2 separate regions of the Homo sapiens genome follow, and region 2 is linked to region 1. Evidence: chromatin loops called from intact Hi-C (ENCODE). Cell type or tissue: Calu3. All regions are shown on one strand. Each heading gives the region's core, and the rest is flanking DNA. Links, peaks and the distances in the headings are about the cores only. Region 1 overlaps TENM2 (teneurin transmembrane protein 2). Region 2 has its middle 390 kb from the start of LINC01938.

Region 1 (15,381 bases), core at 2,555-10,554:
GTCTTATGAGATCTTTCAATAAGTTTTTAACATTAAATGATAAACATTAGGCTATAATGTGATTGACAACATTTTTATTACTTAGTCATTATACAGTAATGTATCATACAATCAATAGATCTCAGGTCTTATGAAATATCAATAGAAGAGACATTTTGAGGCTGAAGAACTAGTTATGAAGCCTCAAATCTTGCCACATAGAGTATTTCCTGCTTCTCCCCTGGAACTAAATTAATTCTCTCTCCATGAAGATAGGCTTGGATTAGACCTAAGAGAGAGTGTTCTCAAAATCAAAATATGTGAATGACAAGATTAGGTATTGAGGGACATTGTGAGTTCTACAGCCTCTGAGATTTGCGGGACAAGCCTGCTAGGTTCTACCCATGTTTGTATGCACAGAGCACATGTGCTTTTAAACATATGCATTCTTCTGTGGAATGACTAGATAAGTTGGCCTTCTGTCCTTGTAATACAGGAGATGCAAAAAAAAAAAAAAAAAAAGCAAATAAAATAGTAAGAAATGGAACTTAGCTGATTGCCTGAATCCATATATCAGAAGCCTGTAAAGAGTAAGAAATAGTCAATTTGTATGATCTTTCTTCACTGATCAGGAAGAGATGTTCTTGATCATAGATTAAAGTTGCTTTGGGCTTTATTTTAGAAAATAAGAAACATAAGCTATTTGCTTATGAACAGATACTGCTTTAGCAAAGCCTTTCCTGGGACCTACTGAGCATTGCATTGAGGTGTATAAAATATGATTAGATAGCAGTATTTGCATACTTGGTTCGTAAATAGAGCAACATTCCTTATGTGTCTGGGTCTATAGGTCTTTGTATCAGCAGACGAAATAAATCCCCCAAAACAACAATAAGATTCACTTGTCTTTAAAAATCACTACAGAAAGATCTGGTCTCTCCAAGGTATCTTTGAAGAGTGCCTTGTCATGTTCATTTATCTAACTATAAGTTATAATGTCGAATGTCATGGCTAATAGACACTTTTCATTTAGTTCCTAATTTGGACTGTGTTGATTTGACCTTCTGTAGACTGATGAGACATTATTTCAAACCAACTAGTTTCAGAGAGCCATAAATACAGTTCAGGGCACAAGAATCACACTTCCAACTCCAGTGCTATGTTTATACATTCTTCATTTCTCTGGGGCTGTTCTTTCTATCAAGAACATGTTTTCTTCTTGTCCTGACTACCCCATTTCTTCATTAGCAGTTCAGGCACTGTTTCCTCCAAGACACCTAACATAGCCCATTCACCTCAATAGTCCAGCTACATTAACATTGAATTATACGGTTGCCATAGTGTCGGAACTGGGTACCTATGTTTATCCCAGAATGAATCACACCAACGAGGTACCTTTTACTAGACTTCCTCCCCCACTAGTAGTCTGTGGATAATTTGAAAGCAGATGTGTTTGCTTGTACTCAGTACTAGAACAGTGCCTAAAATAAAGAACATCTCTCAATAAATGAAGAAACAGTTGAGAAATACATTTAAAATTATATTTATTCATGGATAAATTAATAAACTTTTTATATTGTTGTTTATTTATTTATTTTGAGATGGAGTTTTGCTCTTGTTGCCCAGGCTGGAGTGCAATGGCGTGATCTCAGCTAACCGCAACCTCTGCCTCCCAGATTCAAGCGATTCTCCTGCCTCAATCTCCCAAGTAGCTGGGATGACAGGCACGCGCCACCATGCTCGGCTACTTTTTTGTATTTTTAGTAGAGACAGGGTTCTTCCATGTTGGTCAGGCTGGTCTCCAACTCCTGACCTCAGGTGATCTGCCTGCCTCGGCCTCCCAAAGTGCTGGGATTACTGGCGTGAGCCATTATGCCCAGCCTTTTTTTAAATAGCCTTTACTGGGATTTTATTGAAGTTTTCCTAAAAATACTTTTTCATAAGCTTGTATTTTCTGATACTGGGGCTCCCCTTAAGTATTCTTGTGCTGACATGACTAAATAATATGAACAGCATCATTCCTCTAAAGAACAGGAGGAGACAACAAAGTGACTTTGGTAGGTGGCCTTTTTTTTTTTTGCTCTGTTTGTCCGTGTTTATACTGATTCTTTCTAATTATTAACCATTTCTTTAGAGATAATATTTGCCCACCTGTTGTTGTTGTTTGAGTCCCCCATTTCTTTTTAATGATATAACTCCTTCAGCAAGCTTTCTTATTTTTTTTAATTCCACTCATTCTGCCGATCTTTTACCTCATGTGTATCAGTTAAGTTAAAAAAAGGTTTCCACTAAAAAAGAGGAAAAAGAAAACAGACAGCCCAACTCTAAGTAGCCAATCAATAGATTTATTGGCTGATAACAGAAAAGAGCAGAGTTAAGGAGCTTCAGGGTGCGTTGACCCAGCCATCTATAATGTCACTGGGCAGCCAGGTCCTTTTCCAACGTCTTTTCACGTTTTGGTTTTTCTGTCCATGTATTGGCTTTATCCTATGCTTGGCTTTACTTTGGCAGTGCATGAAATAGTGGACAGCAGCAATCAGGAATATGTGCTACCTTCTTCATGTTCAGCAGGAGAAAGTATGCAGTTCTTCTTTTGTTCTTAGAACAAGAAAAATTTCCCGAATGTCTTAAGAAACCTTCTCCTCATGTCTCCTTGCATTGGGCTAAGCCTCGTGTCCATTCTTGAGCCAATTCCTCTTCCACAAAATGGGAAACAGGTAGGGTGGATGGTGAGGAGTAGCCACAGTGTCTATAAAAGCATATCTCCATCATTGTGCTGTATCTTTTCTTTACATGTTCTAGTGATAGCTCAAAACTAATATTCCCAAAATAGATCACCACCTTTCCCTTTAGAGTAAATCCAATTCCAAATTGCGTTTACATTTTCCTTATTATCTGCTCCATAAAACAAAGCATTACTTTTGATCCTGTCTCATTCACACCCCAAACCTGATATAATATAGTGAGCAAAATACCTAGTTCATTCATTCAGCTACTATTTACGAAGCCTGTACTATATACTGGGCACTAGGTATATAATTGTATATACAGCATAGTCAGGCGGGTTAGAAGTAAAACAATGGCATGCAATAATAGAAAAAAAAGTCTTGTTCCTTACAAACACTAAACAAACTTGCACATACTTATAGGGTTACAAATTCTGACAAATGCTCTGGAAGCAATATATAGGGTATTGTGAAAGATGGAGTCAAAATGAAGTTCCTATTAAATTGGGTGGATAAGCAAGAGTTCTCTGAAGAAGTGACAAGCTAAGTCCTGAAGAGCAGAAGGAGGCAGAGAGGCAGACAGGCAAAGAGAGAGGATGAACATTGCACACTGAGAATCACGTACGATATAATCAAGGAACTGAAAGGATTCCAGCAAGAATGTGGTATAACACGACTCAAGAGAAGGGTGCTTCACAAAGAAAGGATTGATGACATGGTTCAATGTTGCCAAGGGGTTGAATGAGATGAGGACTGAAGAGCAATTGTTGGATTTGGCAACATGGGTATCTTTTGAGGCCTGAGCTGGAGCAGTTTTAGTGGAGCGATGGGAACAGGAGCAAGATTGGAGTGATTTGAAAAATGATTGCAAGATGACAAAGTGGAGACATGATATGTACACAACTCTTTGAAGACGTTTTTCTCTGAAGTGTAATAGAGTAACGGTTGATGGCTGAGGAAGATTGCATCATAATGGAAGTGGATTGTTTATTTTTATTTTTCACTTATATTGAGATGAGACTAAAATTCTCACCTACACAGTCTAGAACTACATGAGGGCCAGGATTTTTTGTCTGCTTTGCTTGTTTTTTTTGTTTAGGTTTTCTTTGTTTTCTTTTTTTGTTTTTTGTTTTTTTTTTTTTTTGAGATGGAGTTTTGCTCTTGTCGCTCAGACTAGAGTGCAGTGCAGTGGCATGATCTCAGCTCACTGCAACCTCTGCCTCCCAGGTTCAAGCGATTCTCCTGCCTCAGCCTCCTGAGTAGCTAGAATTACAGGCACATACCACTACATGAGGCTAATTTTTGTATTTTTAGTAGAGATGGGGTTTCCCCATGTTGGCCAGGCTGGTCTCAAACTCCTGACCTCAGGTGATCTGTCTGCCTCGGCCTCCCAAAATGCTGGGATTACAGGCATGAGCCACTGCACCTGGCCTGTTTAGGTTTTCTAATTGATGTACCCCTAACTCATAGAAAAACTCCTGACACGTAGTAAATACTGATTAACCTTTGATGATGAAATAAATGAGATATACAGTTGACCTTTGAAGAACATGGGTTTGAACTGCATGGGTTACTTATACCTCGGTTTTCTTCCTCCTCTGCTGCCCCTAAGACAACAAGACCAACCCCTCCTGTTCCTCTTCTCCAGCCTACTCTATGAGAAGATGATGAGGATGAAGACCTTTATGATGATCCACTTTCACTTAATGAATAGTAAATATATTTTCGCCTCTTTATGATTTCTTAAGGACATTTTATTTTCTCTTGCTTTATTGTAAGAATACAGTATGTAATATATATAACATACAAAATATGTCTTCATTAGCTACGTTACTGGCAAGGCTTCCAGTGAACAGTAGGCTATTTGTAGTTAAGTTTCTGGGGATTCAAAAGTAATACACAGACTTTCAACTGCATGGGGTCAGGGCCTCTAACTCCCATGCTGTTCAGTGGTCATCTGGACTAGATTATGTTTGTGTGTAGACGAAAAATATAAATCACAGAATAGGAGGCCAAAAACGCAAAATAGAATCTTTCAGAAGGAGTAGGGCTCAGATTCTGTGCGTATGTAAATGGTTTGACATTTAACAGCAGCTGGGACATGTTGAGGTTTTTTTTTTTCCCATTGAAATAAAAGAGTAGGAAAAGATGGGTGTAGACACAAAGGGCTTCTAGATTTGGGATAAAATTCGCATCTTACAGCTTCTAGAGATTCTTAAAGAGAATGAGGCAAGATTATCAGATGAAAGTAAGGAGGGGGTTGCCAGTGTTGCTGAGACTAGAGATGGAACATAATGAAGAAAGGTAGTTAAATTTCTGGGAAATTTAAGGCAATGCATTGTGAATTACATCTATACTCTTTTGTCTGGTTGAATAATCCCTATCATTGTTTATCTGCACTGATGTAGTCTGAGGGTGAGTGGGGCCTCATGGCTGGTCAGGTTCCTGCAGGATTTTACCCTAGGAATTGCGGGTCATGGGAACTGAGGATATTTCGAAGGACATTATTTTAGTGGAGCAGGGAAGGGAAGTGAAGATTGGTGGGAGCCATGGGAAAAAAGAAAAACATGAGTCCTTGGAGATGAGCTCAAAGAATTGTTGTAGTGAGTTGGTGGGCTGCGTGGTTGTATTCAAATGCTAGGCTATCTGAAGCTGTGATTTTGAAGGCTGCATTGCTAGTTTCACTTAGTCACCTCCTCTGGACAGGGCATATTTCTCTCAGTATCCCTCCAAACTGCAGATTTGTCTCCATTTCCTCTGCCCCACCCTTTTTTGAGATCTTGTGATATTAATCAGTTGCAACATCCTCCTAACACATCTCCGTGCTTCTATATTTTCCCCTCTCCTCTTACCTTCTCCCTGATCCAATTTTATCTGCATTGATATCCAATTGATCTCAAAATAGTTTCTCCTTCACAAAGTATCTCTGCCCACCTCCTTCATTCTGTGTCTAGGACAAGTCTAAAATCCTTAGATTGGCCTTCAAGGCTTTCTGTTATTTTGTCATACTTCATATATAGAATTATTTTCCAGAAATCTTTGACAGGGGTCCATGTTGTACCCACACTGTCTCCTAATCTTTTGCCCCATGCCCTTGCCTGGGAAATCCTTCTTCTTCCTTTCTGTGAGTGAAAATCATTACTGTGATTTTAATCTAAATCTGTTCTATTATTATTTGCAGTTTACTAAAGATTAAGTCAAGTGTACCTTGTTTAGCCAAGAACTTATGTCATCCTTTATGTGTTCTTCTAATGTTATGATGATTACATCAGAGGTCTTTACATTTAAGCTTAAAGATATTTCTCTTTTTACATCACATTTTAATGGCAAATTATAATAATGATAATAACTATCATAATAGTGACAAACTCAATTGTCCAAATGTGGAAAAAACAATGTTTCTATGTAATTTACATACCACTTCATTTAACACGTGTTAACCTAACTCCCACACAGTGGAATATTAATTATATTTAAAGAAAAACAGGATGGCTATTTTGAGTATCTGGAAGCATCAACAATGTGGAAATGCAGTTTTACCATGTGAGCCACAAGCAGTTAAATGGCTGCGTTTTCCGATGTATTTGTCCCAGAAATATAGCTGTGTTCCTGAAGCAGCAGGAATATTGTAGCTTTCCGTAAGTGTAGCCTCCAAGGAAGTGAGGAGGCCAAGAGGCCAGGTGTTCTAGGGAGAGCTTCGCCAGTGTTTGACATGTGGAGAGAAGCACATCTGAGAGAAGCCCAGGGCATTCTGAGTGGATAAAACGTTAGTCACTGTACCTCCGAGGGATAGGTGCTGGGCTTTTAGTGAGGCTGTGAGTGGTGTCTCTCAGTCTCCCAAGGGGTAGAGAGCCTTATTTCTAGGGGGAGTGTGGCACCTCATCACTTGGATGCACCCAGAGTGCCATCCTGTGGCCTAAATGAGCTGTGTTTGTGTGTAGTTGGACAGCCTGTGGTATTTTCAAGGAGTTTTATGAGAGCAAAAGTATAGTGGAAGTAAGATTTATCACGGCTTCTTCAAAGCATGACCAAAAGAAAAAAAAAACAAAATCAGAAAATGCAAAGGAACACCTTATAATTCCTGTCAAATTGGTTCCAATTATAATCCTCATCTAGCCCACTGCTGGTTCTATTCCGGTGTCTAATTCTTAGTTGCCATTTTAATTCCTCTGCTGGTTTCCATGGTTTCTTCCCCCTCCTTCCTCAAATGTACATTAGCAGTGATGTTTGCTTTTGTCTTAATTTGAAAACAGGTTTTAAAATGCTAATATTTGTAATGTCAAGAGAGTAGGTAACTTGACTTAAGGAAATATGGCATTTCACACTTGGGCAAACGGCAAAGAAACTGCCTCCCAGACAAAGGGTGCACGGTAGCTCTTCCCACTAGCTAAAGTGTATAAAATCATAGTAAGGAAAATGTGGCATAGTATTTTAGTTCCATTCCTTAAATCTAGGAAAGGTACAAGGAAACAGGTATTCTCATTTACTTCTAGAGGAAGCAGAAATGACACAAACTTTCTGGATGACAACTTCAAAGTGTATATAACAAATATTTCAAATGTGCATATATGTTGACCCAGCCAGCCTTTTCTTTTTCTTTTTTTTAAGAAATGTATCCTCAGGAAATGAACAGAACAGTATACAAAGAATGCTATCTGTTTGTATTATTTACACTAACAATAATTTTTCAAAAACCTGATTATTGAGTATAGGACAATGGTTCAATAAGTTATGGAACATCAAACAATGGAAATGCTGAATGATCATTAAAATGATGTTATAGAAGAAAGGATATTTCCTGGCAGGGAAAGTATTCTCAATATATTCAGGCGCAAAAGCAAATTATAGAATAGTAATTTGGGTCTTACAAATGACATATAAAGGAGTAAAGAATATCCCTACTTTCTTTCTAACTGGAGGTAGAAACTGGCAGAGAGACAGAGCCAGATACTGGAGATCAAACTAGCAGCTTCCTAATATTCTTTGTCAGCCCTTGAACTTCTACCCCTCCCACTAAACTGGGGTACTCAGTCACAGGTAGACACAGAAAATGACAGCCTCCATGCCATGGCTGGAGAGAATGCTTCCCTTGTTCATTTCCTTTTCCCATGGCTACCAGTGAGATGAGTTACTCCTCCTCTCTTGGGAGTGAGTAACCAATGGGCTGGAAAGGGGTGGAGCTAGTTCCTGTGCCTTTCTCATCTGGGGATGGCAATTTCATCCTTTCTACGGCAAGAGAGGGACACAGACTTTCCCAAGTAATACTCTGCAGCTTTTGACTGCTTTTTAATTAGTTTAGAACTAAGAAGAAGAGAGGATTGTTATCACTGCTACCTCTATAAACCCAAATAAATAAGTATAGTGGGCTACCGCATTTATGTATGTGTATGTGTGTGCATGTGTGTGCATGTATTACTACATATACATAAAATGGCCACAGGTATCATATACCTATGCAAAATGTTTTCTACAATGAGCATACACTGTTTTTATAAATTACATAGATATATGTCTGTATATATGTATATGTATATAAATATGAAAGAATCTATATGTATATGTTATGTATGTATTTACATACTGTAATATTTGTTATAGTATATTTCTATAGTATTATATTAAATTTTTATCTAAATGTCTGTATATTTAAAAGGAAAAATTTAGAAGATGTGATGACAACATTGACTTGATGCCTAACCGTATCCTCAAATTCTTTTGTGCCTTGAAAAAAGCAAGGGCAAGCTTTTGCAGTAGTTGGTGGGGAGCTGCCTGTTTCCCACAGATAAATGAGCAGTGAGAATTCTTCTGCTTGCCCATGTGTTTATATGTTAGGGGGTAGTTTCATGTTGGTTGGCGCGGGGTGTGGATGGGAGGAGGAGGTGGAGGGCACTTTTGGGTAGGAATGGCCAATTGTGGGGAATGTGGTGCTTCATGTTCCCAGCTTCCCACGAAAGCCCCCCTACTAACATCGCGTTGGGATCATCCACTTACCCGTCTATTCATCACCTCATCATTCATTTTGACAAGTTTATAGCAAATTAGCAAACACCAGGATGGAAAGTATTAAAATACTTGTCCCTAACTTAAATGATTGAATAAAGCATAATTTCAGAGATGAACTAGTTATTAAAATATTATCAATAAAAGGATGTCAATAAATACTTAATATTACATATTAGGCTGCATGCTAGACCCTTTACAAGCACTGCCTTATTTGATCCTCCCAAACAACAACGCAAGAGCTAAATGAATTCTGATGTGCTTTCTATAGATGAGAAAGCTCAGACACACAGAGCTTAAGGAACTGCTCAAGGTCATCCAGCAAGTAAGTGACAGGGCTGAATTCATACCTAAGCCATTTGACTCCTGAGTTCACGCTCTTTGCTACCATCCCAAACAGCCTTTACAGCCTGATTCTTCTGAAAGTGACATTAATTAACTTTCTGAAGTCATCTTGCAGTTTTGAAATGGGAGGATACTTTTGTTTAATATCGAAGCCTTTTGGAGAAACATTATCAAAGTTTAAGGCTGTCAAATGAGTTTTATTAAAAATAATTAAAACAATATCCCAGTCATCAAGAACACATTTGTGTTGGAGGAAAAAAAAATAAATGATTGGTGCTTAAAATAGAAACCCCAAAGCAATATGGAATCACATAGCAAAATAAGATGAGGGTGCCAGCCTGCCTCCTCTGCTTCTTCTCCTCCCCTCCTGAATTTCAGTTTATCTTCTAGTTAAAAAGAACAAACCCCTGGGATAAATCATTTCTTTCTACATTGTTCCTTTCTGCTTTTTTGAATTTAAATTTGAAAATGTGAAGCCTGAGAAATCCTTGAATCTAGCTTTTTTAATATGAAATTTAATTTAGGGGATGGCATGGAAGAAGAGCTGTAGAACCTCTAATGGATTTTTTTTCTGAAGGAACATGAAATTAAATGTTGGTAATTATTTGATACGCTTCTAAATGTAGGCTCTAAATCCATCGTATCACAGGAACTTCCAGATGTACCAAGCATCAGTGTGACAACTGAAATGGTGAAATGCTTAAAAAAATGGTGAGAAACCTCATTTTCAAAACCAGATGACAGATACAAAAAGTTGGCAGTATGTCTAAAAGAAAACATAGCATGCAGAGGGAGCTCTAAAAATACTGTAAACAAAAACTGAAAGGCAACTTGGAATTTCACTTCAGAAATGTTGTAGATTTTAAAATAGCACCAGTGGCTTATTTTCCCTTTTACGATGAAATTTGACGGATTTTTGCTGTAAGAGTTCTTTTTTGTTTAATACTTGTGCCAGTCTTTGTAAATTTGATTTGGGTTTATATGTATTTTTTATTATTCTAAGATTTAAACATGCTCTCTAAATATGTTTTTGTATTATGTGAACGTGTTGAGCGTCCAAAATGTGAGTGTGCGTTGTGCTGATTCACTTCTAAGGGTAGTGGTTCTCAAACTCCACTGTGTGTTCAGAATCCCACGGAGGGTTCCAGAAAACACAGATTGCAGGCCCCGCCCCCAGATTCTCTGATTCAGCATGTCTGGAGAGGGCCTGAGAATTTGTATTGCTAAGGATTTCCCAGGTGGTGTCCGTGCTGCCGATACTTGGACTACACTTTGAAAACGCTAGAGGAAGAAGCAGCTGAACATCCCCCGGGGGGTTCCATGACTTTTCGTGAATATCAGGGTCCATAAGTTTGAATTGATGCTGTGTGTGTGTGTTGGTGGCGGGGTGGCAAAGCAGACTTGCAAACAATTTCAGCATTGGCGGACTTAGCTGAACCCATAGAGTGATCAAATACATGAAAGAATTAGTAAATTATGGATTTTGGAGGAAAGAAATTCAAAAGCCATATATATGTGTGTATATATATATGTGTGCGTGTGTGTGTATATATATATATATGAATGATATTTCAAAGTTCTTGACTGAAACATAAATTTGAAAATGCCCAATTTGTGTATACAATGTGTGCTAGAAGAAATGAACAACAAAAATGAAACTGCAGGCCCCCAAAAGAATTTCTGATTCTCCACTAATTTATAGTCCGCTGATCAGTAAAGAGTGAATAGGCCAATAAAAGGGAAATATCTGCATATCTCTGTAATTAATACTATGTCTAGGCAGCTTATACCCACCTTGTTAATTCTTGGCAAGATGACAGTGGGAAACCCAGCCAGCATCTTTTGAATGTGTATGATGCAATATATACTGGATAGAAGAGTTTTCAAAATTTACTGGAGTGCCTGTAAAATATATAGCCCCTTCATCCATATCTTTAGGTCATGTTCAAATTGAAACATTGTTGAAGTAAATCCAGGAAAAGAGCAAATGAAATACAAGGTATGAAGTACCAGTTCTATTGAGCTTGGAAGAATTCAGAAAAGGCTGCATATAAATAAGGAAGGGAGTGGTAAATTATGGCAGCTGGCTATGCCATTTAGCTAATGAACATTGCTGACATTTACAGAGCATTGTCTCACCTTTCACCAGTGCACATTTTTTCCCGTTCTTCTTTCCTTCTTTCCTTCCTTCTTTCCTTCCCCCTCTGTCTCTCACCTCCTCCTTACTTCTCTCATTCTGTCCTTATATTCGACAAGTATTTTTATCCACCTACTCTGTGCCAGGCACTGACTGTACTGGGTAGGTTTGGGGATGGTACGTTCATTTATTAAGATATATTGTCTCTTTACCTACATCAATCTTGTTGTCATTTAAGGAAGTTAGATATTAAGCACCTAATTTAAACTAGGAAAAATCCTATGAAGTAAGAGTGTGTGCTGTGAAAGGATATGATGGAGCAAGCCGTCCTATCAAGGAATCAAGACAGACTTCTAGGGATAAATGATGTTTGGACTCACTATGCCTTTATACTCACTAAGATGTAAACATCCTCTCTAAATGTGTTTCTCTATGATAGACAGAAACTTTGCTTTGTCCACTCCTTATCCCCTGCCCCTAGAAGACTGCCTGGAACATTATAGACAATGCATATGTGTTGAATTCAGAATTCTGAGCTCTGACTGTGAACAGGGCTAAGTAAACGATTAAATGGTAGTGGGGAGCCTTCCAGGAAGGCCATACATGATGTTTCTGTGCCCAAACATTAACTAAAGTGTACAGACCTTGGCTGTGCAATATGGTAGCCACTAGCCACATGTGGCCATTAGCACTTGCAATATGGCCGGTCCAAATGGAGATGTACACTTCTCAGATTCACAACAGGTTTTGAAGACTTGGTAGGAATAAAAGATTAGCCAGCCATGGTGGTGAATGCCTGTAGTGTCAGCTACTCAGGAGGCTGAGTGGGGAGGATCACTTGAGCCCCAGAGATCAAAGCTGCAGTAAGCCGTGATACTGCCACTGCACTCCAGCCTGGGTGACACAGTGAGACCTTATCTCATAAAAAGACGAAAAAAACAGAAAAGCTTTAGTAGGTTAAAAGGATGTAAAATAGCTCATTAAAAAATATAACAATATTGAGTACATGTTGAAATAATTGTATTTTGAATCTATTGGGTAAAATATAGTATTGAAATTGATTTCACCTTTTTAAATTTTTTCACGTGGCTAGTAAAAATGTAACATAACATATGTGACTTATGTTATATTTGTATTGCACACCACTGACATATAGTATAATGCATATATGATTTTATCTGATGGAGCTATCAGACAAGAAAGACAGTCTGACAGGTATTACAAACTCTTGCTCTCTGATGTTATATATGAGGCCATTCCATCCCATTTGTTTCTGCAATGTGGCGAATCCCTTCACAGAAACATGTGTCCTACTGAGATGCTATTATGTTGTAAAAAGCTTACTGTTTTGACCTATGATTTGATTGTCATATTGTGCATCTCAATACAAAAATTTTAGTATCTGAGAATGCTGCTAAGTGAATAGATTAGGTGAGCAGCTACTGAAAAGTATGGCCATGGATGTAAATGTCAATGTATTTCTTTCATGAGTCCCATTTCTATTTTGTTTGCTCAAGAGAAGTTATATTGATTGGATGGTGTTGGTTTTATTTGGTGAAATGGCGATATATTCAGGCAAATTGCTTCTCTCTTTTGAGAAAGAATAAACTATGAGAGATGGAAGTAGAGAGGGAGCATTCTCTATAGGCACAACTTCAGCTTGTAGGTATTTTAAATCCCTGAAAAGAAAAAAGTGCTAATGATTAGACTCTTTATATTCTGAATACATTCAGAGGGATTGTGGAGTCAGGAAAGAAAAGGAACGTGTTGTAAAAGTTGATTCCAAGGTCCAGCTTTGTGTGCTCACAAAGCGCTGGAAGAACGAGAACTGGCTGCGTAATTGCAGTTGCTTTCAGCTGAGGGGCCTCTTTGGTTACAAACAAATAACTAAATTCAAGTGGAGTGAGAGCACACAGAGCTACAAAAACAAAACAACACCCTTCCATAGGAGAATGTATAAACCTAAACATTAGCAGTAATGATGCAGGGTTCAAACAATGAAGATACAAGCTAATGCCTAATGCTTATATATCTATTATGCTTTTAGATAATATTTTAATGTCTTACAGTGTCCTTCACTCACTTGGAATTAGGCAAGGGCAAGCAGTCATATTTCTTTTTATTTTCCTGAAGGAGAGCAAGCACAAGCTAAGGCATTCTTGCTGCTTTCAGGCAAACCAATTTGGGCACACTCAAGATATCATACAGCTTGTATTCCATATATGTGCTGAAAAATGGCCATGTGTCTGGGCCCACTTTATCTTACTAAGAGATGGAAGACATCCTACGAACCTTCTGAATTTCCTCTATGGGATTTTTCAGCTTGATTAAGAAAGAATTGAATTGAATTTGGACTTCTGTTTGGTGAGGCAGCAATGCATTTAGAGATTTTGCTTTTTAGTTTTACTTTGGGCATAATGTTGTTCTGATACGCAAAATTAGAGCATTGAGATTCTAGCCCAATCCTCTCAAAGGCCTGAAGGATAGATAATGTTGGAGAAATATTTATTGAGTGCCTACTGTGCCAAGGCAGGTCTCAGTTTGGCAATACTAGAGATGAAACACTATTCACACCTGAAGTATATAAAAATTCCTACCAAAGATTTCTCAGGAAAGCAAAACAAGATTGAGGAATGCATTCAGGGCCAAGGGCAGGTCTTTTGGGGGGCCTAGTGTGATAAAGTTCTCCTGGCATTGGCTCAAGTAAGAGTTCATAAGATTAATTTGTTCCATGCTTCTGAAACCCAAAAGAGAAGAGCTTAGAGGGCTATGAAATCTCTTCTCTGGGGTTAGGGAAAAATGTCCAGAAACAGAAAGCCATAAACAGAAGTGCCAAAGGTGATAAGGAAAGACGTTAATGGGCTACAGAGGCTGAGTCCAAAGCATGGGGAAATTATTAGCTATTAGTATAGTTCAATAAGTATGATGAAATCTTGTTTGTTAATGTGGGCCAACCACTGTTGTAAAATAGCTCCAAGAGAAGATTTATTTATCAGTCATTGTAGTAAGTAGGCGAATGGCTTTGGGAGGTTTCCTTTCGCGTTGTCATTTGGGGGAAGAAGGAGTCCAGGCTGATAGAGACTCTGATACCTTCATCATGTGTCTTTGGAGGTTATCTGCATTTTGGCCAGCTGTGCAGGGAAATGAACACACAGAAGCATCTAAGAGATCTGTATGGGTTATACCTGGAAACTGTACATAACACTTTTCCCTTTCCATTCGTGGCTCTCAGGTACACAGCCACCGCTAACTGCAAAGGAGACTATGACATGGAATCTAGATGCTCACCCAGATGAAGACGAGAACCTGAAATTAGCTCAGCAACCAGTGGTCTCTGCTATATTGGCTCAACTAAACATTGATCCTTTACACCATTAACACAATGTGACTTTTACCTTGAGATCACTTTTGAGTAGAGTTAATACAATAGCCCTATGCCAAGTCAATCCTTATAATATTTCAGTTTTTCCAAAATATCATGCATATGTTCAGCTGGATGCTTGACTCTGGCCTTACGTGTCATAGCTCTCTGGGAAGAAGTTAAATGAAGTATAATATAAATGATCTTGTTCTTCTTTTGACCGTGTGGGCAACATGATGAATCCAAAGACCATTTATTTTGGAGTCAAATAGACATTGCTTTGTGTTCTTGTTCTTGACTTGGTAACTTTGTGGCTTTGGGTGTCTTTTTTTATTATTATTATTATTTTTGAGACAGGGTTCACTCCATCACTGAGGTTAAGTGCAGTGGCACAATCTTGGCTCAGTGCAGCCTCCACCTCCCAGGGTCAAGCAATCCTCCCACCTCAGCCTCTTCAGTAACTGAGATCACAAGCATGAGCCAACAGGCCTGGCTTTTTTTTTTTTTTTTAATTTTTCATACAGATAGGCTTTCTTCATGTTGCTGAAGCTGGTCCCAAACTACTGGGCTCAAAAGATCCACCCACCTCGGCCTCCCAAAGTGCTGGGATTATAGGCAAGAGCCACTGCCCCTGACTTGGGTGTCCTAACCTCTGTTAGTCTTAGAGTCAACATTTTAATGAGAAAACAAACAAACAAAAAAAAGTGACCTCTCAAAGTTGTCATAATGGTTAAGTTTTTAAAACGTAAAAATCATTTAGAAGTTAAAATCTTACCGACTCCAAAACTTTTTTTGTATTAGAATAGCTGTGAATTTCTATTTCTTAAGTGATT
Region 2 (15,381 bases), core at 2,519-10,518, 1.6 Mb before region 1:
TAAATCCTCAAGCCGATTCCTAAGGCATTGAAGGAGTCACATAAGGGCACTGGAAAACTGAATTGCTCTTCTGACTCACTTTCTTGCATATGTGCTGCCTAGGTGCATTATTGTTTATGAAAGGAAAAAAAAAAGACACTTTAGATTAAGCACATGAAGGTCACGGCAGGCCAGAGGTATCTGCTTTTTTCTTAGACATTTTCAGAAACATCACTATCATCAACAAAATTCTTCTGAGTGCTCACAATCCTGCAGGCTCTTTCAAAATACTTGTGCTCAACAAAGGGAAAGTGCAGCCTCTGCCCTCAAGCAAATTACAATCTAGAGAAGAAAGCAGACATGGCATTAAGAAAAAGAGAAAGTGAAACCATGCAAGGCACAGAATGAAAAACACTACATAAAGGGATTTTGATTAGTTGCGACTCTGCACCTTCATCCAGCTACTGAAAGGGAGGCTTCTTCGGGAAAATAACTTGACAGACATTGGTTTTTGTTTTTGTTTCTAAGGAAGGATCGGAACAGGAGCTTGTTGGATTAGGAGAAGGAGACTGTTCTAAAGATTGTGAATATTTTGTGCCAGGATTTCTAGCTCTCTGTTTATTGAAGCAAATTATGAGGATAAAAGGTCATGGAACTGTGTGTGTGTGTATTGTGTGTGTGTATTGTGTGTGTGTATTGTGTGTGTTGTGTGTATATGTGTGTGTTGTGTGTATATGTGTGTGTGTATTGTGTGTGTTGTGTGTATATGTGTGTGTTGTGTGTGTGTATAGCATACAGAATACTGTACTTCTAAGAAATGCACATTATAATTGTTACCTTCTCACATGGCAGTTACTCTGTCACACAAACCAATACACCAAGCTTCAAATGTTTATTTTTATAAATATTTAAGCAAAAGCTTGTAATAACTGCCTTTTCTCTGGTTTTCTTTTTGTCTTTTGCCCTGAATTGACTGTGGAAAACATATACAATAGTACCCTCTTATTCATCGGGGATGCATTCTAAGATACCTAGTGGATGCCTGAAACAAGAACTAGTACTGAATGCTGTCTACCCTATGTTTTTTTCTATACATGCATACCTATGATAAAGTTTAATTTATAAAATAGGCATAGTAAGATATTGACAACATTAACTAATACTAAAATGGAATGATACCACGACAATTGCTCTGATAGGCAAGATGGCTACTAAATGTCTAATGGGTGGGTATGGCATGGATATGTTGGACAAAGAGATGATTTGTGTCTGGGGTGGGGAGCAGGACAGTGCAAGATTTCATGGCTATACTCAGAATGGTGCACAATTTAAAACGTCTGAATTGCTTATTTCTGGGATTTTCCATTTAATGTTTTCAGAACGTGGTTGAACCGGGGTAACTAAAACCACATAAGGGAAAACTGTGGGCAAGGGGAAACTACTGTATTGCATATATTTGTGTGACATAAATTTGAGATGGGTTTGAGGAACTTCTGGTGGTAAGACTAGGAAATCCTCATGCTGTTTATAATAGAAAAGTTGCTATGGGTTGATACACATCCCCCATATTTATATGTTTATAAGTCCTAACTGCCCATGCAATGTCATTTGGAGACGCAGTTTTGACAAGGTTGTGAGAGTGGGGCCTTCTTGAGGAGATTAGTAGCCCCATAGGGGACACCAAAGAGCTTGCTTTCTCCTCCCTCCTCTGCTCACTCCACCATTTGAGTTACACAGCAAGAAGGTACTGCCTGTAAGCCAGAAAGAACACCCACACCAGATCCCAACTGTGCTGGCACCCTGATTTCAAACTTCCAGCTTCCGGAACAGCAAGAAAATTAAATTCTGTTGTTTAAGCCAGCCAGCCTGTAGTATTTTATTGTGGCAGCCTGTGCCGACTAGTACGGAGGTTGTTAGGATTCAGTGCCAAGGACCAGCGTTGCTATTGAATCCAGGCAAATACTTTTTCAGTGTCTTTCCAAGGCCATTCAATCTTTTGTCTCTGTCCTCCTCAAACGTCTCTCCATTCTTCTTTATGCAGACAAGACTGAAAAGTTCCCAAGAGAATGAAGAAGAAAAGTGAAGGGAAGAAGACAAAGAGAAAGGCAAATGTATTGTGTATCTAAAAAGCATGTGTGCGGTTCTGCTAGGTAGCCAGCACTGAGATTGGGAGGCGAAGGATTACCTTAATACCACTTTCTTGATATGTAGTGAGTGATGAAATGCATGGTTCAAATCTTGGTTCATGACCAGCTTAGTAACAGCAAGAGCAGTAGTCTTCTAATGCCCATTTATGAGTCCTAACTTGGAATCCATATTAGTCAGAAGAGGCTAAGTTATCCTAAGGGAAAAAAGAAACCCTTCACTCAATAAAAGCTTGATTCCTCCTCACATTATATGTTTATTTGGGCTTGTAGAGGGGCTCTGGTCAAGACCCAGGCTGATGACATTCCGTCCTCTGCTAAGTGAACCATTTGGAACTCAAGATCAGATCTCCATGATTGCTTCTTTGACACTGAGCAGAGAAGGTGAAAGCTGAAGGGTTATTCGTTGGCTCTTAAATTATTTAGCCTGGAAATATAACGACTTTCTCTAACCCCATTGATTGGAAGTAATCATGTGGACTCTTATCTCCCTTCTTGTATATGGTTTTCCAATGAAACATGAAATCATCTCCTACTGGATCTGAAACTAAAAGGGCTTATTTGAGGATACTGTAATATAAGGTGATCTATCATGAAAATTCAGGTTAAGTTGTATCACCTAGGCCAGCATTTCACAAAGTGTAGTCTCTGAACTAGTTGCATCATCTTGACACATGTTAGAAGTATAAATTCTTGGCTGGGCATGGTGACTCACGCCTGTAATCGCAACACTTTGGGAGGCCAAGGTGGGTGGATCATTTAAGGTCAGGAGTTCGAGACCAGCCTGGCCAACATGGTGAAACCCCATCTCTATAAAAATACAAAAATTAGCTGGGCAGTAGTGACACACGCCTGTAATCCCAGCTACTCAGGAGGCTGAGGCAGGAGAATCCCTTGAGCCTGGAAGGTAGAGATTGTGGTTGGCCGAGATGGGGCCACTGCACTCCAGTCTGGGTGAGAGAGTGAGACTCTGTCTTAAAAAAAAAAAAAAAAAAAAAAAAAAAAAAAAAAAAACCAGAAAAATTCTTAGTCCCCTCCACTCTGAAGGTAGGGCTCAGCCATCTGTTTAAACATGCCCTCCAGTGTTTCTAGTGCACACTAAAGTTTAAGAAACATTGTTCTAGTCTGAGGGGGTCATATAGCTATGAAAAGCTCTAAAATGCAAATAGAATTTTAACTATGAATCACTCTTGTCTAGTGTATTCATGAGAGTTTTTAGCTAGATCTAATAGCAACAATCATAATAGTTTATCTTGTGCTAGACACTATGCTCAGTGCCTGACAAGGTACCATTCTCACAATAAGTTTATAACATAGGTCCTTTTGTTATTTCTGCTTTACAGATTAATCTCTCTGGGCTTTAAGAGAATAAAGCCCTGAGTTTGTGAGAAAAGAAGCTGGTATATAAACCCCAGAAGTAAATCAGAGCAGGCATTTTAATAGACTCTAGCTGGTCAATTTATTTCTCTTACTAAAACTTAATCCAACCTAAATCTTTTACTTTTTTTCCTTCCAAAATTTCTACACACGGTGGCTGAGCTCTTTCCACTGGAAAGAAGAAAGGCCCAATTCTGCAATCTTTGTTCCCTTTGCCTTTCTGACTGGGCTACATTCCTATCCCCCACAATTTGCAAATTCTATGCATTTGATGACTGCGTCCTCCTACTGCTGTTGTTACTATATATAAGTCCTCCTTCTTGGGACATCCAGGGTCAGCCTCTCTGGTTGCGTTTTGTCAAAATTATCTGCCCCGATTCTTGAACTCACAGGTCACCATGAGCACGTAATGAGAGGGGCTGACAGCGCATCCCCTGAAAGCCTATCCTTGAGGATGGTTAAGCCTATTCTGGGGTGCTCTTAGGAGGACAGAAGGTACTTCAACTCTTAGCAATTAAAATGGATCCTCTCCACTTTGGGAGGCCGAGGCTGGCGGATCACGAGGTCAGGAGATCGAGAACATCCTGGCTAACATGGTGAAACCCTGTCTCTACTAAAAATACAAAAAATTAGCTGAGCGTGGTGGCGGGCGCCTGTAGTCCCAGCTACTTGGGAGGCTGAGGCAGGAGAATGGCGTGAACCTGGAAGGCAGAGCTTGCAGTGAGCCGAGATCGCGCCACTGCACTCCAGCCTGGGCGACAGAGCGAGACTCCGTCTCAAAAAAAAAAAAAAAAAAAAAAAAAAAAAAAAAAGGATCCTCTCTGCTCTAATTCCACCTCCTTTATTTTTAAATCCCATCTAGGTGTTTTGCTACAACTATGTTCCAATGGTGTGGGCTTCCTGCATTCACTCTCTTGGAACAAGAAAGGTGGGCTGTATTCGTTTGTTATTGCTACTGTTAACAAATTGCCACACCCTCAGTGGCTGAAAACAACAGAAATGTACTATCTTATAGACTGCAAGTCAGAAATCTGATACAGGTATCAGTGGGCTAAAATCAAGATGTTGGCAGAGCGGCATTTCTTTCTGGAAAGTCTAGGAGAAAATGTTTTTTTGCCCTTCCCAGCTTCTATGGCTACTCACCATTCCTTCGCTCACTGCTCTTTTCTGTCTTCAAACCCAGCACTTTCTTAAATCATATCTATCTGACAATAATTTTTCTGCCTCTTTTTTCCCTTATGATTACATTGGGCCCATCAGATAACCCCAAATAATCTAATTTTAGGGTGAGCTGATTAGCAAACCTAATTCCATCTGCGACCTTAATCCCTCCTTGTCGTGTAACATAACACAGTCACAGGTTCTGGAGATGACAATGCGAGCATTCTTTTGGGGAGCCAGTATTCTGCCTACCACACTGACCAAATCACGACTTCAAATTGCATCCCTTTACTGCCCACAATGTTTGGTTTATGAAAGCAGCAACTATGTAAGCATGGAATTCCAGGCCAAGGGATCTCCCTTATCGATCTCTTAAACAACCTACTTCCGCAGTAAACATGGCTGGTATGTTTACAAACCTCCCAGATACCCTTTGATTTTTTTTTCCCTACCAATCTATGTAATGCTTCTGGTTCCAAAACTTCTATCCTGTGAGATGTCCTTGACACCTCCACTCAACGCAAATTACTCCAGATTTCTCTGTCTTTAACATTCTTTCTTGGTATCTAGAATTTATTACACATTTCTTTCTGCCCAACAGCAACTATTTCATAGATTTCTTAATTTTCTCTGTGATACGGGCATTTTGCTACTTTGTTATGTATTTTTTCTTTTTCCCTTAGTAATGTGCATTTTTTTTTTTTTTTTTTTTTTTTTTTTTGAGACGGAGTCTCGCTCTGTCGCCCAGGCCGGACTGCGGACTGCAGTGGCGCAATCTCGGCTCACTGCAAGCTCCGCTTCCCGGGTTCACGCCATTCTCCTGCCTCAGCCTCCCGAGTAGCTGGGACTACAGGTGCCCGCCACAGCGCCCGGCTAATTTTTTGTATTTTTAGTAGAGACGGGGTTTCACCTTGTTAGCCAGGATGGTCTCGATCTCCTGACCTCATGATCCACCCGCCTCGGCCTCCCAAAGTGCTGGGATTACAGGCGTGAGCCACCGCGCCCGGCCAGTAATGTGCATTTTTAGCTTCTTTTAGTCTCTAATGTCTAATGCAAAGTTTTGTTCATTTTTGCCTACGTATTTTTCTCACACTCATGTCACATACAAATATTTGCTTTAAAAAAAGAAGTTCATCAGAGTACTTTATAATTAGTTGAATAATCCATAATCCTTGGTCAATTACCTCTGTTCTCATTATTTTACCATCCTTTCTAAGAGAAGCCTTTGATAGAAGTCTTTCTTGATAAAAAAAATTCAGCTCCTCAATCTAGCATCTACAAATAGCCAGGATTCTTCAAGAGCTTGCAATACTGTTTGTAACACTATGCTAAGAACTCGACATGTCTTATTAGGACCAGAAAATTCTAAATTATATACTCTTCTTTCTCTTCTCAACTTGTAGTCAGTTTGACTTTGAGTTGCAAAGAGTTCAGGTAACTTACTTGTGTTCACATAGCAAATTAGGGCCAAAACTGGCTTGATCTGAGCTCCTGATCACAAACTCCAAAGTCGTTAGCAATAAGGTATAGGTCTTGGCTCTCTGAGGTTCTCACTTCATTTGCTCAACCACCAGCCTGAGGAACCATGCAAATCACATCTATTAAAACACAAACTGTCTTTCCAATTCAATTCAATAAGTATTTATTGAATGTATGCCGCATTCCAGGTGTCATTTACCTGTGATTCTGCAATGTTTATGCCAACTCAGCCTTAGAGCATTATACACTTTCTTCAGAAGAGAATGTGATCTGAGATCAAATATAGAAGTCATTAATGTCAAGGACATTCTTAAAATTGCTATCGATGCAAAAGCTTTCAAAACATACTGTATAGATGTTGATAAGAAGATAAAAAAGATAAACTTGATTTGAATAAAGGAAAATCAGCAGCAGTTGTTTTGTCAGTTCTTCTCAGAAAGCAGTTGTACTTAACATGGAGCAATATGTCCCAGAGATGTTTGCATAGAGTGGAAATTAATACCATAAAAGCTACTGGGATCCTTGGTAATGGAAAGCTAAGATGTAAGAAAGGGGTATAGAGGAGAAGCGGGGAAGGAATCAATGTGAACAGTTATCTTGAGAGATGGTTAATTTTTTGTCTATGTGTGTCACACATAGACACACATATAGCACTTATGTTCTGGGGCTTATATTTTTTAGAGACAGTGTTACTTCTGCTTTCAAGGGATGGTGTAATATTAACTCAATCCTTTGGCTTCTGGTCATGTCTCTTTAGAAAGACAACAAAAGACAGACAGTGAATATAAACTAACAAGGGATCCTCTGAAGCACTGAGCCCAGAGCTCGTGTTATGAACCTGAGAGGGCAGAGGGGGTTAACTAACTATGGCTGAAGACTGGAGCCCACCGTTCAGCATCTGCCTTTCTACTGTACTGGGGCCGTAAGAAATCTTGGGGGCCAGTCAGACACCCGAGGCTGAGTAAATTTTGCCTGTGTGCACTTTTAGAAAAATTCCAAGAGTTAGTTTTCATTTGTGAGTTCTATTAATTCCATCCTCTGACTCGTCCTTCTTCATACCTAACAGCATCCTCCAGAAGCTATAAAAATCTCTAGAGGTCCTTGAAGTAATGAGAAAGCTGATGTTTTCTCCCCCTCTCTAATAATTATACTTTGATTTCTCCACAACAGCCTTTAGTTTACAGCCAGTTGTCAGTACAACTTTTTGCAGCTTTAACCTCTCTGTGATGTGTTCTGCCCTCTCGCCTGCAGATTCGTCCTCAGCGGGCAGCATCCCCTTTGCAATTTCCCCTCTCTGTGAATTTGTCCACTAGGTGGAGCTGTAACAACTTCGCTCACAGATCACAGCGAGAGACAGATTAAATTCACTGACCACTGCTCAGTACTCTGGGGAAGCATACTGCTATAGCCCAGAATTGCAAATCAAGTGCGGAGTCAGAAAACAGGACAACAAATCCCATAACAGGAACACAATTGGAGATAACAAATTCCATGGGACAAATGCACGCTGATTCCACGAGTGAGTCCTGTGTTAGGCCTTCTAAGAATTGCTGGCCTAATTCCTGTTAGGTTTATGGTGAGTCAAAAGTCACCCTGCACCCAGGGTCAGGAAGTGGGGGCTCTGCGCCCAACTCTGCCACTCACCAGCTGTGGACTCTGATCTTTCTGAGACTCCATGCTCATATCTGTAAAATGAGGGAGTTAAAGGAAATTATTTTGAAGGTCACTTCCAGCTGTAACTCTGGATTTTACTATAAAATGGTAATCAAATTGTAACCTTTTTTTTTTTTTTTTTTTTACAGAAACAAGAGGGTGTGAGTGTAAGTGCCTTTGCCTTAAATCTTGCTTCTGAGTTAAAAAATTCATCTATGTCTATCCATACCTACATTGATAAACAGGCGTGAAGGTGAATGTTTTTCTCCACTTTTAATTAACATTTTTAAAAAAGGATCAAGTAAGGGATTCCTACTGTAAATGTGAGATGTTGATTTTGAAAGTTAAAGACAAAAGAGTGGCCTTCCATGAGGAAATTCACTCACCAACTTCTCTCCTTCAAATAAGCTTTCCGAGCAAATTTAATTCATTGAGTTGAATGTTGGCTGGGTGTAGTGGCTCATGCCTGTAATCCCAGTGCTTTAAGAGGCCGAAGCAGAAGGATTGTTTGAGGCCAGGAGTTCAAGATAAGCCTAGGCAACATAGCAAGACCCCACCTCCACACACAAAAAAAAATTAAAAATAATAATAAGCCAGGTGTGGTGCATGCCTGTAGTCCTAGCTACTCAGGAGGCTCAAGTGGGAGGATTGCTTGAGCCCAGGAGTTCCAGGCTGCAATAAGCTATGATTGCACAACTGCATTCCAGCCTGGCTGACAGAGCAAGACCCTGTCTTTTAAAAAAAGAAAAGAAAAAGGAAGAAAGAAAAGAAAAGAGAAGAAAAGAAAAAGAAAAAAGTCTACACCTTTATTCATACAGGACTTTGCATGTCAACATTCTTTTTTATTGTGATGAATTAACACCACTGGATTGCAGATATGGCATAGTTTCCTTCTCATTGAGAAATGTGAATATCCCCTATTTACAGTTCATTTAGGACTTATGTTTCATGCTTGTGCCTCAGTTTTACATCCTGAAACAAATTCCTTTATTTTTAAAGCATCCAGCCTACTTTGGAGAAAATTTCTCTGTAACCAGAATGAATACATCTTTTGTCAGCAGAGATCAAAAATTGACACTTGCCTTCCTCTCCTGTCTAAAATCTTTTGTTCCTCTCCCCAGCCCATGGCACTGAAAACTGATCATTTTAATCTGCTCTTTGTAAAACATTAATTGGATATACAGAAGCACAGAAAACGTAATAGGTATTATTTTATGATGGAAAGGGCATCAGAGATCATTCAGTTAAACCTTTTTATTACACCAATGAGGAACTGAAGACCCAGAGGTTAAGTGGCTTACCCAGAGTTATTCAGTGAATAAGTGAAAAATAAAGATTCTTCTAGAAGGAATCTCAGATGAACAAAAGGCAAGCTAAATCTATTGTTTATTTTCCCTACCTATGTAATCTTAATAGTCTGACACGAGGATAACTTTGTGTCTCTAAATTGGGATCACCTATTCTGAGGCTGGCAAGTAGAATCAATGCAGACCAATGTCTAAGGTGTGTCTGGTTGTCTGATAAATGTACTAGGGCATTGTCTTCCAAAATGTATTCTGTGGCAACTAATCCAAAGCAAAGGCCCACCAAAAGGGCTCTCCGTCAAGTACATTTAAAAAGACTCTCTCCTTGACCAAACTTTAGTTAGGGTTCTCTGAGCTCTCTTCTCGAGTATGCCTGGACCTTGGTTCCACTCCTGTCTTCTGTCCACCCAGTTCTGTTGTAGCAAGAATCCTGCTAAGTTGGTTTAGCAAGAATTCCAAGCCAGGGCAACATAGTAAGACTCTGTCTCTACAAAAAATAATAATAATAAATTAAATTAGCTGGGCTTGGTGGAATGTGCTTATGGTCTCAGCTACTTAGGAGGTTGAGGTGGGAGGATTGCTTGAGCCCGGGAAGTTGAGGCTGCAATGACGCATGATAGCACCAGTGGACTCCAGCCTGGGTGTTAGAGTGAGACCCTGTCTCATAAAAGGAAAAAAAAGCAAGAAAGAATTCTCTACCTTTGTTATCTGATTACCCTGGCCCTGGCCTGATTTCAGCAATAATCTTGCTAAGACCCTTGATGTCTCATCTTCGTGCTTTTTCGTTCACTGACCCTCTCACTCTGCTTGTTGGCTATAAATCCTAAGATACCTCTCCTATATCAGAAGCTGAACTCAATCTCAATCCCCTGTCACAATGCCCCCATTGCAATACTCTAGAATCTTGAATAACCCTTCCTTATCATTTTAACAGATGCCAGACTAATTTTTTCTTTAACAAAGTACAATGAAATACTACATATTGTACTTTACAGAGAATCCATTACACATATACCACATTGATGTCTCTAAGAAGTTTGACAATAGAGAAAACTGTTTCACACAATTTAAACCACCACTGCCAAATCGTCTGCATTTTTGAAGGATTATATATTAACCTGCATGTGACTGAGTTCTCATATAATTCATTTTGTAATCAAAACCAGCTCCATTTCTCGTGTCACTATCATCAGCTTCTCATTTTTCTAAGTCTGCATACCCCAGTGGAGAACACAGAAAGGAAGATGGAGGCAGGATGGCCAGGATTTCTCTCTGCTTGTGAGAAAGCATGATACCCAAGCTGCTTACATGTTCCCAAGGAAGCATGTCTCATGACAGGAAATGAACCTGTAACCAGGAACCTAGGTATGTAAACTGAAGAGAGAAATGGAAATACACCATGTTGATTCAGAGTCTTCTTGCATTCTCTGGCTTACAGACCTGTATATTTTGAGGTCATGCAGGTCAGGAAGAGGAAAGAGAGCAAATGTAGTGGAAAATGTGTGGTGTGGTTTCTTACTCTGCATCCTTTCAGTTGTGTGATCTTGGTGTAGTCACATGCCTTATATGAGGCTCTATGACATCAGCCAAATGGGAACGCTTGGGCCTGATCTTCCTGCCTCAGGGTCTTTATGAATTCAAAGGATATAGAGGATGGGAAAGTTGTGTATAGTGCTTCACAAACATAAGCACCTATGCTTATTGTTGTGTAAGATAGATGGCAAAATTATAGTTTCATTCTTTTTCGAATTTACTCTGAGGTGGAAATTTTGCCTTATGTTATTTAGGCAGAATACTTACTATTAGATACATAGGGTTAGAAAGAATGCTTCCTTGTAATTGAATGAAATAAAACAGTGGAGGCAGAGGAATACGTACTAGACCCGATCCACTAAATTAGAAGAGCTGCTAAGGGTTGTATAAAACCATATCATCATCCCATTTTGTGGCTGAAAAATATATTTAATATGCTACAGAAAACCGTGCTAGAATAGAAATTTCATCCATGTGTAGCCTCGAAAAGACCTTAAAGAATACCTTTTAAAAGCTTATGATTAAATAGCTTCTTTTCATCAAAGTCAATGTAAACCAAAGGGTATCTGAGTCAAGTCTCAGTCAATTTAGGAATTTTATTTTGCCAAGGTCAAAGACACACCCATGGCACAGCTTTAGGAGGTCCTGAGGACATGTGCCGAGGTGGATGGGACACAACCTGGCTTCATACATTTTAGGGAGACATAGGACATCAATCAATATATGTAAGATGTACGTTCGTTCAGTTCAGAAAGGCAGGACAACTCAAAGTGGGGACGTGGCTTTCAGGTTGTAGGTAGATAAAAAACAAATGCTTGCATTCTTTTGAGTTTCTGATTAGCCTTTCACTGAATATGCAATTTACAGGAATAGTTACCTCCACCTTAGGCTGGCTTAGTGAAACAATAAAGCAGAGGAAGAACTCAGATAAGCATTTGTCTCCTGTGAGCAGAGAGACGACTTTGAGTTCTGTCTGTCCTTTGTCCACAAGAAATTTCCTTGTGGGCAACTTGTGAGGGAGGTACGTAGCTTCTTATCTTTGTAGCTATCTTATTTAGGAATAAAATGGGAGGCAGATTTGTCTGACATAGTTCTCAGCTTGACTTTTCCCTTGGCTTAATGATTTTGGGGTCCCAAGATTTATTTTCCTTTCACATAGGTAATGACCTCATGGGTGCTTTTTCCACCAGTGTGGCTTCCCCACAGAGAGGTGCTGGTTTCCTCTCTGAGAATAAAGAACACTATTGATTCAGAAGAAAAGAACACATGTTATCTAATGCCCTGTGCTGGTGGGGTTAGGAGCAGGTGGGCATCAGGTTGGTTAGCTCAGTATAATCTCATATATACATTCAAAGGTCGACAGCATGTGAAGGGGAAAAGCTAGCCTAGGAGTCAGGATTGGGGAGCGTTGTAATGCAGTGGACCATTTTTATTGTGCCCTGTCTCTCTTCCTGGCTAGACTAATAATGGGAGACAGAGAAGATGTGGGCTTTTGCCTTAGGACACTTCCATCAGGTAGTAAGTGTGGGGAAGAGACGATTAATTCACATACACTTAATCCAAGAATGGGAAGCTGTGATTCGTTGGGATTGGCCAAGATGTGGAAGAAGAATGCTTTAAATAGTATTACTTATAATTTATCCCAGAGTGTGATGCAGTACAACTGCAATCTTGTAAGAAAATCAAAATTCTTTTTCTGACATTCCCTACATTGGAAAGTAATTCCAGAGCATACTGAAACATGACCCTAGAAAAATGCTGAAGGAAGAAACAGAGTCTAGACTCAACTTTGCCTCTGATGAGGTTATAGCCTTGGATAAGTCCCTAGACTTATTTTTTAATCAAAGATTGGACTAGGCAATACTTAAGCTCCAATCCATATCTTGTATTCCATAATTTGATGATTCTAATGACTATTAGTTGTTTCTGATATTTCATTCAAATTAGATGTTCACCTCTTTCTTCACTGGAATTCATTATGAAAAATGATTGATTATTAAAATTTATTGATTGACATGATGAATTCAAATAGCTGGCAATTTGTCTTTGGCGAGAAATAAAGGTTTAATTTTATGATTATGATTTAATAGCTCTTCTGTCCTAAAAGGATACCTTCCACCATTCCTATGCTGGTTTCATATCATGCTCTGAGGTTAGTCCTATGCAACAGCCCGCAAGTTACAAGTAATGAGCAGTGCTAAACAATTGCCTATAGGACCAGGAGGTCAGCTTTGACTCCGAGTTTTGCCGCACAGCAAGAGCATCTGAATTTGTTTGTTTCTTCATCCACACAAATGACTCAGCTTGCTTAGTTAAAAAAAAAATCCAAAGCACAATATTGTTTTCACCTCAAATAATGAAAGACTTGTTCTCTGCTTACTATAACTATTGTATTGATATTTTAAACTAAACTTGTCAAGCACCGGTAGTTAAGGCTGAGGCAGGGAGGTGCAGAGTTTGATCTATTATTATAGAGAAGTGGATGATTTCTGTTGAAGAAAGCCAGCCAGTGTTGGGTGGAGGGGAGGTTTGGGGCTACCTGGAGATGCATAGAATTATCGACAACTAAGAAAGACAAGCTCTTAGTGTTGTGTGTGGGTTTGCAACATATAATGATTATTAGGCACTCCACAAGCAAAGTCATCTTTAATCCATAGATCTCCAAGCATCTTAAACACATTGATTTATTAAATGTGGCCTCTGTAATAGTAATGTCTTCAAAATTAAATCACTTAACCTCTTGATTCAATATTGTTACTGTTATCTGCTACTACATCTACATGACACTGAAACAGAAGTAAAGGCAGTCAATTTGTTAAGAAAAAATAAGTCAAACTTGTTAACTGCATTGTGTCAAATTAGTTAATTGGCATTGTGTCCATCAAACAATGAGCTTCCTGGCTGAATTATTCTTTTCTCAGCTGATTGATTTGACATGACACAGAGTCTGCCTGTAAGGGTTTCATTGTAATCTTTGTTTTGTTTTTGTAAATTTTCTGGAACTGGGACAGACTCTTTTCTTTGTGTTATCTATATTTTACAATAATTAATAAAAATGGCCTTTTATACATCAAGGATGATGATAATTAGTGCTGAAAGAGGTGGGTATTATAATTCATTCGTTAAAATTCTAGACTGCATTTAAGGTCTCAGAAGTCTAAATGGTAAAAGAGGTAATGCTCCTTAACCTAGCATTTTATTTTGTAATTTAAGTGAAATTTACATTTGAATAAAGCAATCATAAACTTTCAAACAAACTCTCAACATCAAGTTTTTTTAGAAGGCGCTACAATTTCCCAACAGACCTAAGAAACTTCTCTTATTAAGCTGCAGTTGAAATGATTGCATAAAAATTAAGGCCATACCACATTTCTAATTTTTTCCATCAGCAATAGTCCTTGTATGTATGTGTTGCAGTTGAAATGACTGCATAAAAATTAAGGCCATACCACATTTCTAAATTTTTCCATCAGCAATAGTCCTTGTATATGTATATATATACACACACACACAATTTTAATGAACCTATGAAATCTTAATAGAAACAAAAAATAATCTGTGGCAATTGATCTTTGGGTAGAATGGTATCCTCTAGAAAGAATTTATTTTTTATCAAGTAAAAGCATAAATAACATATCCTGGGCTTTTCTTAAGGTTCTAGGAGCCCCAGGATGAAATTCTTTGCATTAAATTAATATTAATATAACTAATATTTAATGAGGAGGGGCTTTGATATTGCCACCATCAAGGATCCTTCTAACTGAAGCTGTGAGCATATGCTATGTATCACGAGCTGACAGCCTTGAAAGAAAAAACTTGCTAAAACTTGCTTAATAGAACTAAAATGGACCCCAGGTGGCATACAATTGTATATATTCCGTTTTAGATCAGGAAACTCAGATCTATAGAAATTGTGATTTGTAGATCTTATTATACTGCGATCATCAACAGTTTGTTATTTAAAACCTTCCTACACCCATCTTTGATCTGAAGTACCTTAATATAAGTGTGACTATAAAGTGAGGATAAAGTACAAACTATGATCACAAAATAAAGAGAAATGATCACATAATAATAGTGATGTTGCTAATGGTGGTGATGATGATAATGATAATTTATATTTAAGGAGAGTCTGCTCTATGTAGTACAGCATAGTGCTTAAATATGTAAATCTTAGAGTCAAGCTACCTTAGTTCAAATCTTGGGTTTACCATGGCCTAAGTGGGAGTCAAATGTTTTGCCTGTAAAAGGGGCCTAGACAAAGTACATACTAATTTAATTGTTCAGAGGATTAAATAACATAATGCATAGATAGCTTTAGAAGAGTGTCTTATATATAGAACACACAATGAAACATTAATATTTATTTTTGTACCAAGACTGTCAATTACTCAACAAAGTGGGTATTGTTATTCTCATTTTACAGTTAAGGAAACCGAGTCTCAGCGAGTTTAGGTAGCTTGACCAAGGGCAAAGAGCAAGAAAGGGATGATGTGATTGTTATCCCAAACAGTAAAGTATGGCAATTATAGAGATCCTTATAAATGCAATGTTAGCATCTCTAATGTAATTATTGAGGCATTGGTGACAATATTTCTTAGGGCCCTTCTAAGAAATATAGTGAGGGATGGACGAATAGAATGCATGGATTAATCCAACATCCCTATTCTGTTAAACCTTTGGATTCTTTTCTGTACATTACAATGCAGGCTAATTGTAAGCTAATACTGAGTCCATGTTTCAATCTATCA

Evidence for each region. A loop is a pair of places that touch in the nucleus more often than their neighbours do. Peaks named below come from ENCODE experiments on the same cell type or tissue, not always from the same donor. Only the 100,000 strongest peaks of a DNase experiment are listed, where the experiment ranks them.
Region 2: it touches region 1 in a loop (7-fold over the local background); 6 of 110 quality-filtered maps call a loop at or near these places.

What each region holds. Positions count from the first base shown.
Region 1 is chr5:167,238,213-167,253,593 of GRCh38, forward strand. The region is part of intron 2 of TENM2 (teneurin transmembrane protein 2); the gene reads left to right. Among named protein-coding and RNA genes, the nearest start is that of TENM2-AS2, 57 kb to the right of the region's middle. In Calu3, for the core only: no CTCF peak of the experiment used is centred there; a DNase peak (open chromatin) is centred at 6,589.
Region 2 is chr5:165,622,964-165,638,344 of GRCh38, forward strand. No RefSeq gene overlaps it. Among named protein-coding and RNA genes, the nearest start is that of LINC01938, 390 kb to the left of the region's middle. In Calu3, for the core only: a CTCF peak has its summit at 7,415 (motif pointing right); DNase peaks (open chromatin) are centred at 4,958 and 7,458.